Linked DNA regions of Homo sapiens: region 1 is linked to region 2. A link is a contact called in ENCODE Hi-C or POLR2A ChIA-PET data. All regions are on one chromosome and are shown on one strand. Each heading gives the region's core, a stretch centred on a gene start or an enhancer-like site at or near the end of the contact. The rest is flanking DNA. Distances are from core to core; before and after follow the strand shown. Region 1 has its middle 11 kb from the start of ZBTB7A. Region 2 overlaps ZBTB7A (zinc finger and BTB domain containing 7A).

What was found. A loop is a pair of places that touch in the nucleus more often than their neighbours do. ChIA-PET counts read pairs that join two places held with the same protein, here RNA polymerase II (POLR2A). Pooled maps may share reads with other maps.
Region 1: a pooled map shows a loop between it and region 2 (9-fold over the local background). The contact joins two enhancer-like sites. A Hi-C loop is called at or near these places in 1 of 168 maps with a recorded cell type or tissue (CD14-positive monocyte) and 4 of 50 pooled maps. POLR2A ChIA-PET finds 5 or more read pairs at or near these places in 15 of 52 experiments (AG04450, B cell, CD4-positive, alpha-beta memory T cell and 12 more).

Annotation. Positions count from the first base shown.
Region 1 is chr19:4,075,092-4,081,190 of GRCh38, forward strand. No RefSeq gene overlaps it. Among named protein-coding and RNA genes, the nearest start is that of ZBTB7A, 11 kb to the left of the region's middle. RefSeq lists an enhancer at 2,539-2,718. Within about 2 kb of position 2,945, at least 30 of the 41 ENCODE cell types and tissues checked have a DNase peak (open chromatin) inside an H3K27ac peak, as active enhancers do.
Region 2 is chr19:4,040,859-4,046,764 of GRCh38, forward strand. ZBTB7A (zinc finger and BTB domain containing 7A) reads right to left here. Exons shown (of 3, transcript NM_015898.4): 3 at 2,445-5,906. Among named protein-coding and RNA genes, the nearest start is that of ZBTB7A, 23 kb to the right of the region's middle. RefSeq lists an enhancer at 2,826-3,558. Within about 2 kb of position 1,338, at least 9 of the 41 ENCODE cell types and tissues checked have a DNase peak (open chromatin) inside an H3K27ac peak, as active enhancers do.

The DNA.
Region 1 (6,099 bases), core at 1,695-4,194, 36 kb after region 2:
CAGCCTCCCGAGTAGCTGGGATTGCAGGCTCCTGCCACCACGCCTGGCTACTCTTTGTATTTTTAGTAGAGACAGGGTTTCACCATGTTGGTCAGGCTGGTCTCGAACTCCTGACCTCATGTGATCCACCCATGTTGGCCTCCCAAAGTGCTAGGATTACAGGGGTGAGCCACTGCGCCCGGCCATGAGCAGACATCTTAATGAAGATAGAATTAGCTGAAGACCTCCGTATGTTTCCTAGGTGAGAGGAACAGCCAAGGTGCCCAGAGTGGCTGCAGTTGGGAGCCAGAGGGCACCCAGTGGGGACTTGTGGCCGTGGTGCAGGCTGTGGACTTTATTTAAAGTGTTCTGAATTCAGCCATGAAAAGGAAGGAGGCTCTGACTCAGGCCACCGCGTGGATGAACCCTGAGGACCTCACACTCAGTGAGGGAAGTCAGACACAAAAAGCCACACAGCGTGTGATCCCATTTCTATGAAATGTCCAGGACAGGCCAAGCCACAGAGGCAGGAAGGGGATGCGTGGGTGCCGGGGTCGGGAGGGGCATGGGTAGTGACTGCCGATGGGGATGGGGCTTCCTTTCTGGGGTGATAGGTTCTGCAACTAGATAGTGGTGATAGTTGCACAAGTCTGTGAATGTATTGAGAATGACTGAATCGCACCCTTTAAAAAGGGCAGGCTCAAGGCTGGGCGCGGTGGCTCACGCCTGTAATCCCAGCACTTTGGGAGGCTGAGGCGGGCGGATCATGAGGTCAGGAGTTCGAGATCAGCCTGACCAACATCATGAAACCCCATCTCTACTAAAAATACAAAAAAAAAATTAGCCGGGTGTGGTGACGTGGGCCTGTAATCCCAGCTACTCAGGAGGCTGAGGCAGGAGAATGGCTTGAACCTGGGAGGCGGAGGTTGCAGTGAGCCGAGATTGCGCCACTGCACTCCAGCCTGGGCAACAGAGTGAGACTCTGTCTCAAAAAAAAAAAAAAAAAAAAAGGACAAACTCATGCCTGGAACCCCAGCACTTTGGGAAGCCGAGGCGGCTGGATCACCTGAGGTCAGAAGTTCAAGACCAGCCTGGCCAACATGACGACACCCATCTCCACTAAAAATACAAAATTAGCCGGGCATGGTGGCTCATGCCTGGAATCCCAGCACTTTGGGAAGTCGAGGCAGCCAGATCACCTGACGTCAGGAGTTCAAGACCAGCCTGACCAACATGACGACACCCCATCTCCACTAAAAATACAAAAATCAGCCAGGCATGGTGGTGGGTGCCTGTAATCCCAGCTACTTGGGAGGCTGAGGCAGGAGAATCACTTGAACCTGGGAGGCAGAGGTTGGAGTGAGCCAAGATCGTGCCATTGCACTCCAGCCTGGGCAACAAGAGCAAAACTCTGTTTCAAAAAAATAATAAATAAATAAATAAATAAATAAATAATAAAAGGTACATATTCTGGTATGTGAATTATATCTCAATTTATTTATTTATTTATTATTTTATTTTTTGAGACTGAGTCTCATTCTGTCACCCAGGCTGGAGTGCAGTGGTGTGATCTCGGCTCACTGCAACCTCCACCTCCCGGGTTCAGGTGATTCTCCTGCCTCAGCCTCCTGAGTAACTGGCATTACAGGTGTGTGCCACCACACCTGGCTAACTTTTGTATTTTTACTACAGATGTGGTCTTACCGTGTTGACCATACTGGTTTCGAACTCCTGAGCTCAGGTGATCCACCCGCTTCGGCCTCCCAAAGTGCTGAGATCACAGGCGTGAGCCACCGTGCCCGGCCTGGGAGAAATACTTTCTGAGCTGCTGATTTCTCCATGGCTTCTGAATTCATAGCGGTTGGGGAGATGGTGCCTGGGTATTTTCACCTGGGCAGCTGCTAAGAGGTGACTTCTATTTGTTCCAGAAGACAGAAGCCTTGGTAGCTATGCTGGGACTGGATCCGTGTCCACCACACCACTCAGAATTCCCATCTGCAATGGGTCCCTTCTGCCCCGTTTTTACCAAGCCCAGTTCCCTCTCTGCAACTGAGAGGCAGCCTCTTGCCCCACCCCCTCTCTTCCAGACTGGATGGCTGCCTCCCAGGCACCTCTCAGGACCTGGCCACAGAGCTCCAAAGCCCAGGGCCTGCTGCCTTTTGGGTCATGGCTCAGGGCCCAGTCTCTACCTCTCTCTGTGGCCCAGTACCCTTTAGCTCAGGAGGTCTCATCTGGAGTGACTCTGCCTCCTTCCAGGCGATACTGGGTGATATCTGGAGACATTTTTAGGTGTTGTGATTGGGGAGGGGGTGGGTGGAGGCCAGGGACACAGCTCAGCACCCTGCAGTGCCCAGGACGGACCCACCCCAGAGGTTGATCAGGTCCCATAGTGTCCACCACACCGAGGGGCTGAAATTCTAGCCTGGGTCTAACTTCAGTCTTGCTCGCTGTAGAAGGCACCCACACACTTCTCTCCTCTCTGTGCTCTGCAGAGAAGAAAAGCCACTGGCCAGTGACCCCTGGACAAGGCAGGACTTCAGCCATCCACTGCCCTCCACCACCACCCCTGGGCACCCCCTTGTCCAAAGCAGACAGTCTCTACTCTGGGATAAGGGGGGGACCCTGGCCCCAGGCTTTACCCACTTTGGGGTGATTCCTGGACCCTGGAGATGGACCCCAAGGGTCACCCTCACCCCACGGGACCTCCCAACAATGGACAAGGCCAGTCTGTCCTCTCCCCCAGCCCCCAGTTGTGCAGAATCCTCAACATGGCACCCCCAGTGTGGAGCTGAAGACTCCAGACTTCAGGGGTGGGGGCGGGGCTGTGGGAGGGGAGATCATGGCTGCGGTTCTGGTCCAGCCAGACCTCCTGGGTTTGTTCTTTTTTTAAGAACCACCGCAATTTAAAGAGCGGAGTCCTCCCTCCCTGCAGCCCACCTGCCACGTGGGCTGGCCCCTGTTCCCCTCTCCTTCTCTCCGTCTCTGCCTGCCGGGCTTGGGCTGCGGGGGCCGGAGCTTCCGTTTCACTTTGGTATCACCGGTTTCACTTTCAGGGCTGGGGACAGAGAGAGGAGAAGAGGGACAGAGAGATGGACAGAGCCGGGGAGGGTGGCCTTGTTAAGTCGGGGGCCGGGGAGGGGTCCACCACCTGCCGCTCCTTTTCCTGACCTTCCTGACCTTCTTCTGGCCTGGCCGGGGCGGGGGGGGGGGGGGGGGTCCTGGAAGTCAAGGTCATGGGGTCAAGGTCAAGTTCTCCCTGTGTGACCTTGGGTGGGAGAAGCAACTTCCCACTATCCCTGAGCCTCCTTTCCTGAACCCCTCAGTTACCCAAAAGTGGGGCTAAGAATCACGTACACCCCACCCGGCGCTGGGAAGTTCAAAGATTCCTCCAGCACCGCGGACCATCCCATAATGTCCCCGTGGGAGGGGGCGGGGCCAACTCCCAGGCAGAACAGGATGTCGGCCGCTCCTTTGGCCAGGGAGAGACCCTTGGCCCAGAAACCACCGGGAAGGAGGCTCCGGGCTGCCCGAGTCCCGAGCCCGGGATGAGCCACTGTCCCCCAGAACCCCCAGCGGAGGCTGGAGCTCTGTCCGCTAGCAGATCCAGGCTGGAAATTCAGTTGGGCATGGCCTTGTCCCACCCCACCTCCATCCCCACCCCACCCTCAGGTCCTTCCTGCTTGGTGGGGGCCTGGGGCTTGAGCCACTCACTCAAGAGCAGGGACTGGGACCCACTGACCTCCCTGTCCCCAGCACCCCCACAGGGCCCAGTCAAGGTGGGGCAGGTGCTTGGTGCTGGTCAGACAGGATAGGGGAGTGACCATTTGCATGTCAATATCAATAACATATCTCGGTAGAGATAGGCGGTTAGTCTGTGTCAAAATGTGAGAGGGCGGTAGTTTTCTTTTTTTTTTTTTTTAACAGCTTTATTGAGATATAATTCACATGCCATGCAATTCACCCATTTAGAGTATAGAGTTCAGTGGTTTTTTGTTTTTCTTTTTTCTTTTTTTGGAGACACAGTCTCACTCTGGAGTACAGCAGAGCAGTCTCGGCTCACTGCAGCCTCCACCTCCCAGGTTCAACTGATTCTCGTGTCTCAGCCTCCAGAGTAGCTGGGACTACAGGCGCCCACCACCATGCCCGGCTAATTTTTGCATTTTAGTAGAGACAGTGTTTCACCATGTTGCCCAGGCTGGTCTTGAACTCCTGCGTTCAGGCAGTCTGCCCGCCTCGGCCTCCCAAAGTGCTGGGATTACAGGCATGAGTCACCTCACCCAGCCTCAGTGGTTTTTAGTATAGTCACTTGGCTGGGCTGGATGGCTCACACCTATAATTGCAGCACCTTAGGAGGCGAAGAGGGGCAGATCACTTGAGGTCAGGAGTTCAAGACCAGCCTGGCCAACGTGGTGAAACTCCGTCTCTACTAAAAATATAAAACTTAGCCAGGCATGGTGGCTTGCACCTGTAATCCCAGCTACTCTGGAGGCTGAGGTGGGAGAATTGCTTGAATCCGGGAGGCAGAGGTTGCAGTGAGCCAAGATCGTGCCACTGCACTCCAGCCTGGGCAAGAGAGCCAGACTCCATCTCAAAATATAAACATTAAAAATTAAGAAAAATAAAAATTAGCCTCTTCATTGTAAAACGGGAATAATAAAAAGAGAGAAAATAAATAAATAAATATTAACCAGCCGTGGTGGCAGGCGCCTGTAATTCCAGCTAGTTGGGAGGCTGAGGCAGGAGAATCACTTGAATCTGGGAAGTGGAGGTTGCAGTGAGCTGAGATCACACCACTGCACTCCAGCCTGGGCAACAGACTGAGACCCCGTCTAAAATAATAATAATAATAATAAAAAAATGGATAGAAAGGCAGCACCAGCTGGCTGAGGTGCTGAGGGGATCCACCTGGGCTGGCAGCTCTGTGCTCCTGGAAAAGCCCCTTCTCCACCCCACACAGGGCAGGAACCCAGGACTTCCAAACAGGAGGCTTAGGGAGGCTGCTGGAACCTTAGAAACCCACATTAGCAGTCCAGTGCAGTGGCTCACACCTGTCATCCCAGCAATTTGGGAGGCCGAGGCAGGTGGATCATGAGGTCAGGAGTTCAAGACTAGCCTGGCCAACATGGTGCAACCCCAGCTCTACTGAAAATACAAAAATTAGCCGGGCGTGGTGGCAGGCGCCTGTAGTCCCAGCTACTCGGGAGGCTGAGGCAGGAGAATGGCGTGAAACCGGGAGGCGGAGCTTGCAGCGAGCCGAGATTGCGCCACTGCACTCCAGCCTGGGCAACAGAGACTCTTGTCTCAAAAACAAAAAATAAATAAATAAAAAGGGAAACCCACGTTAGCATTTACAGGTGGCGCCCTGCGGAGGCCCAGAGAGGTACAGAGACAAGTGGGCTGGGTACACAATGGCCCCTCCCCTTTAATGATGGGGAGAGGGGGCATGGCGCGGTGACTGACACTTGTAACCCCAGCACTTTGGGAGACCGAGGCAGGAGGATGGAGGATACCTTGAGCCCAGGACTTGGAGACCAGCCTGGCCACATGACGAAACCCTGACTCTACAAAAAAAAAAAAAAAACTAGTCAGGCATGGTGGTGTGTGCCTGTCATCCCAGCTACTCAGGAGGCTGAGACAGGAGGTTCACCTGAGCAGGAGGCTGCAGTGAGAGGTGATCGTGCCGCCACTGCCCTCCAGCCTGGGTGACAGAGTGAGATCCTGTCTCAAAAAAACAAACAAACAAATTATGGGGAGAGAAGGGGAAAGGGAGAGGGGATGGGGAGGGGAAAGGAGGGAGGAGGTGGAGGGAGAGAGGGAGGGGTGGGGAGGGGAAGGGGGAGGGGGAAGAGAGGAGGAGGAGAAGGGGGAGGGGATGGGGAGGGCAGGAGGAAAGGAGAGGGGGAGGGGAAGAGGTGGGAGGGAAAGAGTAGGGAGGGGAAGACAGGGAGGGGAGATGAAGGGAAGGGGAGGGAGAGAGGGAGGGGTGGGGACGGGAAGGGGAAAGGGAAAAGAGGGGAGGAGGGGGCCGGGCATGGTGGCTCACGCCTGTAATCCCAGCACTTTGGGAGGCTGAGGCAGGCAGATCACAAGGTCAGGAGATCGAGACCATCCTGGCTAACA
Region 2 (5,906 bases), core at 88-2,587:
TGCAGTGGCGTGATCTCAGCTCACTGCAAGCTCTGCCTCCCGGGTTCACGCCATTCTCCTGCCTCAGCCTCCCAAGTAGCTGGGACTACAGGCGCCCGCCACCACGCCCGGCTAATTTTTTGTGTTTTTAGGAGAGACGGGGGTTTCACCGTGTTAGCCAGGATGGTCTCAATCTCCTGACCTCCTGATCTGCCCACCTCGGCCTCCCAAAGTGTTGGGATTACAGGCATGAGCCACCGTGCCCAGCCTTTTTTTTTTTTTTTTTCTTTTGACATGGAGTCTTGCCCTGTTGCCCAGGCTGGAGTGCAGTGGCACCATCTCGGCTTACTGCAACCTTCACCTCCCCCCAGGTTTAAGTGATTCTCCTGCTACAGCTTCCTGAGTAGCTGGGACTATAGGCGTGCACCACCACGCCCAGCTAATTTTTGTATTTTTACTAGTCACCATGTTGGCCAGGATGGTCTCAATCTCTTGACCTCGTGATCCACCTGCCTTGGCCTCCCAAAATGCTGGGAGCATTACAGGCATGAGCTGCCGCACCTGGCTTTGAAGAGCAATTATATGGTGTGTGAATTACATTTATTTTCATTTCTGAGAAAGGGTCTCACTCTGTCACCCAGGCTGGAGTGCAGTGGTGCAATCATAGCTCACGGCAGCCTCGACCTCCTGGGCTCAAGCAATACTTCCACCTCAGCCTCCAGAGTAGCTGGGACCACAGGTGTGCACCATCACACTCGGCTAATTTTTGTATTTCTTGCATAGACGTGGCTTCACCTTGTTTTTCTGGCTGGTCTTGAACTCCTGGGCTTAAGTGATCCTCCCTTCTTGGCCTCCCAAAGTGCTGGGATTTCAGGCATGAGCCACCGCGCCTGGCCTTGAAGGGAAATTGTATGGTATGTGAATTATATTTTTGTATTTTTATTTTTGAGACAGGGTCTCACTCTATCGCCCAGGCTGGAGTGCAGTGGTGTAATCATAGCTCACTGCAGCCTCGACCTCCTGGGCTCAAGCAATCCTTCTGCCTCAGCCTCCAGAGTAGCTGAGACCACAGGCGTGCACCACCACACCTGGCTAATTTTTGTATTTTTTGCAGAGACGTGGTTTCACCTTGTTTTTCTGGCTGGTCTCGAACTCCTGGGCTCAAGCAATCCTCCCTCCTCAGCCTCCCAATGTGCTGGGATTACAGGCATGAGCCACCACTCCCGGCCCTCTCTGAAGCACAGAGGTTAGGAAGCACCTAACCCTGGCTTGTGGTCCTGAGGCTGCGGCTCCTTCAGCTTCCCCATGTGGGACCTCTGAGCAGAGGCCTCAGTGTGCCCTGAGGGTCCACGGTGCAGGGGGCTCAGGACACGGCTGTAGAACCGCTGACCCCCAACCCTGCTCCAGCGCGTGTCGGGGACTTGGGCACGAATCCTGGCTGCAGCAGGTTCATGGGTGGCCTCGCACAGGTATGGTGCTTTAGCATGGGGTCCACACAAGGACCCGGAGGCCCTCAGACTTCGTGGTGTGGCCTCTGTGGTGTTTCCTGGCAAGGGCTGGGCCAGGCTTTGTTGACTTCCTGTGGCTACTAGGAAGAGCCCAATCCACAGAGGAGGAGCTGGGGTTCTGAGTGGACCCAGTGCCCGGCTCAGTGCAGCCATTGCTGCCTCACTGTGCCATCTGCTTCCATGAGTGCCTCATCCATCCCTTGGGGCTGGCCCCATCCCCACCTTTGCTGGCCTGGACAGATTCCTTGGACATGGGCCGAGTCTGGTTGGAGGACAGGAGGAAGGAGGAGGCCCTCCCTCAGAGACCCTACCCAGAGGTAGGGGCTGCAGCTAGCTGAGGCTTCCGGCTCCAGATCCTGGCTCATGTCCCTGGGGCCTGGCATGGGGCAGCACCCTGGGGTCCTCTAGCAGAGTCAGGTGGCCCCCAGGTGAGGCTACCCCGCCTGGGGCCTCGGGAAAGCCTGGAGCCAGTGGTGCCCAGGGCCCAGCCCTGGATTCTGCTGACAACTCGCCCGGCCGGTTCTCCCTGCTGCCCCTCTGGCCTTATCCTGTGCCAGCTGCCTGCCCGCGCCAGGGGCTATGGGTCACCTTCCCCGCAAGAGGGGCCTCTGGACCTGGGTACTCCTCGGACACTCACCCCCACCCCGGTGCTCTGGGTCACCATCCACACCCAGCCTCTCTGCCACGCGACAGACGGACCCCAGAGAGATGGGCCTGGCTTCCAAGGCCGGGCAGGAAGAGCAGGAAGGGTCGGGGACCTGGGGCTTCTCTCCTTGGGACCCAGGATCCGGTCACCCTGGGCCCAAAGGTGTGGTGTGGACGAGGTGCTCAACCCACCCAGTCTCTTCAGGGCCAAAAGGGGAAAAGGGGGACCCCCCCCAAGCCCCCCATCCCCGCTCCCCAGCCTCCCCCGAACAAAACACAGAGAACATCAAATGAGGCGACTGAGGCGGCAGCGGTCGTAACAGGCTGCGTTTAGTGGTTCTTTTTTTTTTTTTATGTACAAGAAAAATGAATTTTTTTGTTTTTTCATCTTTTGTGTTTTTGTTTGTTTTTTATTACTTTTAAAGCTTCTCCCTCCCCACTCCCAAAAAGTGCATTTTTATCAGTTTTTTTTTTTTTTAAATCTCCCACACTTTATAAAGACTCTCAATACAGTCTCTGGAATGTCTATCTGTCTGTGCTCTGTACCCTGAGGGCGCCGCCCCGCCCCCCATTCACCAGGCCTGGCCCCTCCAAAGTCCAAGGCACCTCGATTCTGGGCCTGGGGTGGGGTGGGGGGCGGGACCTGGGCATCGGATCCTGGTCCACAGCCTCCAGGCAGCCCCGGCGAGGGATGGGGGTCTCCCTGGCCCCCTCCACCCCCTGGGCCCGGCCCCCCCCCCCCCCCCCCGTAAATCTATGTATTTAATGCGAGCTAGTCTTAACTCTGAGGTTGTAGCTCCTGGGGCACCCCCAGCCTCCAGGCCCCTGACCCGTCCTGCGCCAGCCACCCACCACCCCCCCCCCCCCACCTCCAGGAAGGCTGCTTCAACTTAAATAACTTTTTAAAATAAAACTGCAAATATAAATATCTTTCTTTCTCAAAAAATAGGATTTTTGCTTTTTTTGTTGGTTTTTAATATTTTTTTTTCTTCTGTTTTTCCTTTCATTCTCTCTGTCTTGCCTCCAACCATTCTGGTTGCCGGGCGGGAGGGGGCACCCCGAGGCCCCTGCCTCAGTGTCACCACCTGTGAGGTGACCGCTCCTGCCACGGCCCCGGGGTCTGAATCGTGCAAAGACCCCTGTCCCCCACCTTCCCTGCAGCCGCCCACTTCCAGGGGAAGACCCTGGAAGAGGCTGGGGGACCCCCCTCGGAAGGAAGCAAAAAGACAGTGACAGGACTGCATGGCCACAATGGTGGGGGGGCAGACTTTGGTATCGCCCGCTCGAGCCTGCCTGGCTGCAGGTCCACACCCATGCCAGGCCGGGCCTGCTCCGGCATTTTACATTCACTGGTTTATAATTTTTTTTTTTCATTTTTAAAAACTTTTTTGACTTTTTTTTTTTTTCCTTAATCTCAAAAGGCGGGGGGCGTCGGGGGGCAGAGGCAGGTAGCAGCAACAGCTAGTAGCAAAGATGCTTCTCTCTCTCTCCTGGGCCCGGCAGGCTGGGGGGCACTGCAGACGGGGGCTCCGGCCCGGCCACCTCCCCGGCCCCCGGGCGCCCCCGCCTGAAGCCCCCCAACCCCAGCCTGGACCTCACTCCCGCTCTCTTGCACACACGCACACACGCGTCCACGCAACTTCACCATGAGAATGGAAATAACAATTTCGCATTGTTTTTCTTTTTTTTTTTTCTCTTTTTTTTTTTGTACCAGGCAGTTAAAAAAAAAACACCCCAAAAAAAGAAAACACAAAAAACCCCAAACAACCAAACAAAAAAGCTTTGAGCTGTGTCCTTTCATATGGAGTCAACACGACCCTCCTCAAATATCATTTTTTTTTGTTTGTTTGTTTCCTGAAACGCGAGAATTCAGCAGGTATCTTTGGCAACACTTTATCACGACCTTAATTTAAAGAATAAAAATAAAATCGATTCACGTCTATATACAGTATGTGATTGCGCGGAGTCTGGGGAGGGCGGGGCTGGGCTGGGGGGGTCCCGGCTCTGGGCCCATGCAGAGGCTGTGGCCCCCAGGACGGGCGGGTAGTTAAGGCAAAGTGGGCGGGCAGGACAGGCGAAGCTGAGTGCGGAGCTAGGAACGAGGGTTTAGTGCAATCCCCGAGGTCTGTGTAAGTGTCGCGGTGGGCCGCAGCCCTTGTTCCTACGGAAGTCCCAGAGGGCTCCACCCCCCAAGTCCGGTCGCCCCCACTGGCTAGGACGACAGCTGTGATTTTAGAGTTGGTTTTATTGCGAGGGGGTGCATGGATAGGGGAAGGTGGAAAGAGGGCTCACCCCTCAGGGGGCCTCTCTGGGAGCTGGGGAGGGGTGTCCCTGGCCTGGGTGTTCAAGCTCCCCGCTCAGCCACGACAGATGGTTTTCTCTCCAGAACAGCTCGCCCTGTGACACTGGGGTGTGAACGCAGCCGGGGTGCTGTCACCCAGCCCCAGGGGAGAGGGGGGATCCTGAGACATTTGGAGGGGGCTGACAGGCTTAAGGGGGGGTGGGAAGGGAAGGGAACCAAAACCATCCTGTAGAAACAATATGAAAATTGCCTTCTTAAAAAGCTTCCCTTTAACAATGAAAGAAAAAGAGACGAGAAGATGTGTGTGTCACAGAGAAGGGGGTATGGGGGGGTCGGGGGCAGGGAGACACCCCCCCGCCGGTTGGGCATTGACAAGAAGTCTCAGTGCAGCAGAGCGTCTATTTTCGGGGTCCCATGCTAGCATTGCATATGCAAACGGGGTGAGGGCGTCCTGGCATCTGGCGACATAGTCTCCCCAACCCCGGCCCCTGTCCGTGGCCTGTGGCTCGGTCAACACCGGGCCTTGTGGGAGCCAGAGGTTGGGGGGAGGCAGGTCCCAGTCCCCCTGGATTACAGTCAGTGCCTTTGAGTAAAAAGAGGGGTGCCTGGGGTGGGGAGAGGGGCGGTGGTTCTAAGGCCCTGGAGGTGGGGGGCCCCTGTCACCCACCTCAGCAGGGTAGGCGCATCCAAGGTCCAGCTCCTTGGTGGCCATGCGGGAGGGACAGGCGTGTTGGGGGATTGGGGGGTGCCGGATGGGGATCGGGGTGCTCCGGCTGGAAGGCCCATCCCTGAGCTAGGGAGGAGGAAGGAGAGACCCCGTGGACAGAAGCGGGCGCTAAGACCTCTTCACGTCAGAACCAAAAAAGGGGACAGAAAGGGGGAGCGGGGGGAACACAGCACGAACACCCCACAGTCCTGCCTTCGAGGCTGACGTCTGGGGGTGAAGCACAAACACCTCGGGGCGTCTCCCAGGTCCCCTGCGATGGCTTCCTCCTGAACCCCCCTTCTCGCTTTTTGGGGAACAGAAGTGGATTCTACGTTTGTGGTGGGTTTTTTTTTTTATTATTTTGTACAAAAATAAATCGACTTTTAGGAATTTCTTCTGCTCTCGCTCTCTCTCTCGCTCTCTCTCTCGCTCGCTTTTTTTTTTTTTTTTTGTCTTTTCAACTTTTCATAGAAGTTGGTTGTAACTTGTAAACATGTTTTTAAATTAAGAATTAAGATAAAGTGTAGTACCCGTTCCGTTACAAAGTGCCAAGACTTCTAATGTGGTTGGTTGCCTTTTTTTTTTTCCTTCCTTTCATTTTGTAAAACCTTTTTTTTTTCTAGTTTGTTTTATTGCTTTTGTGACATTGGAATTTGTGGATTTTCTCTCTCTCCCCCCATCCCTGCCATCACCAGACCCTGGGGTTCCTCTGATCGTGACTCTGTTTATCCCACACTGTTGCCTGCTCCTCTGAGGAAAAGTATAT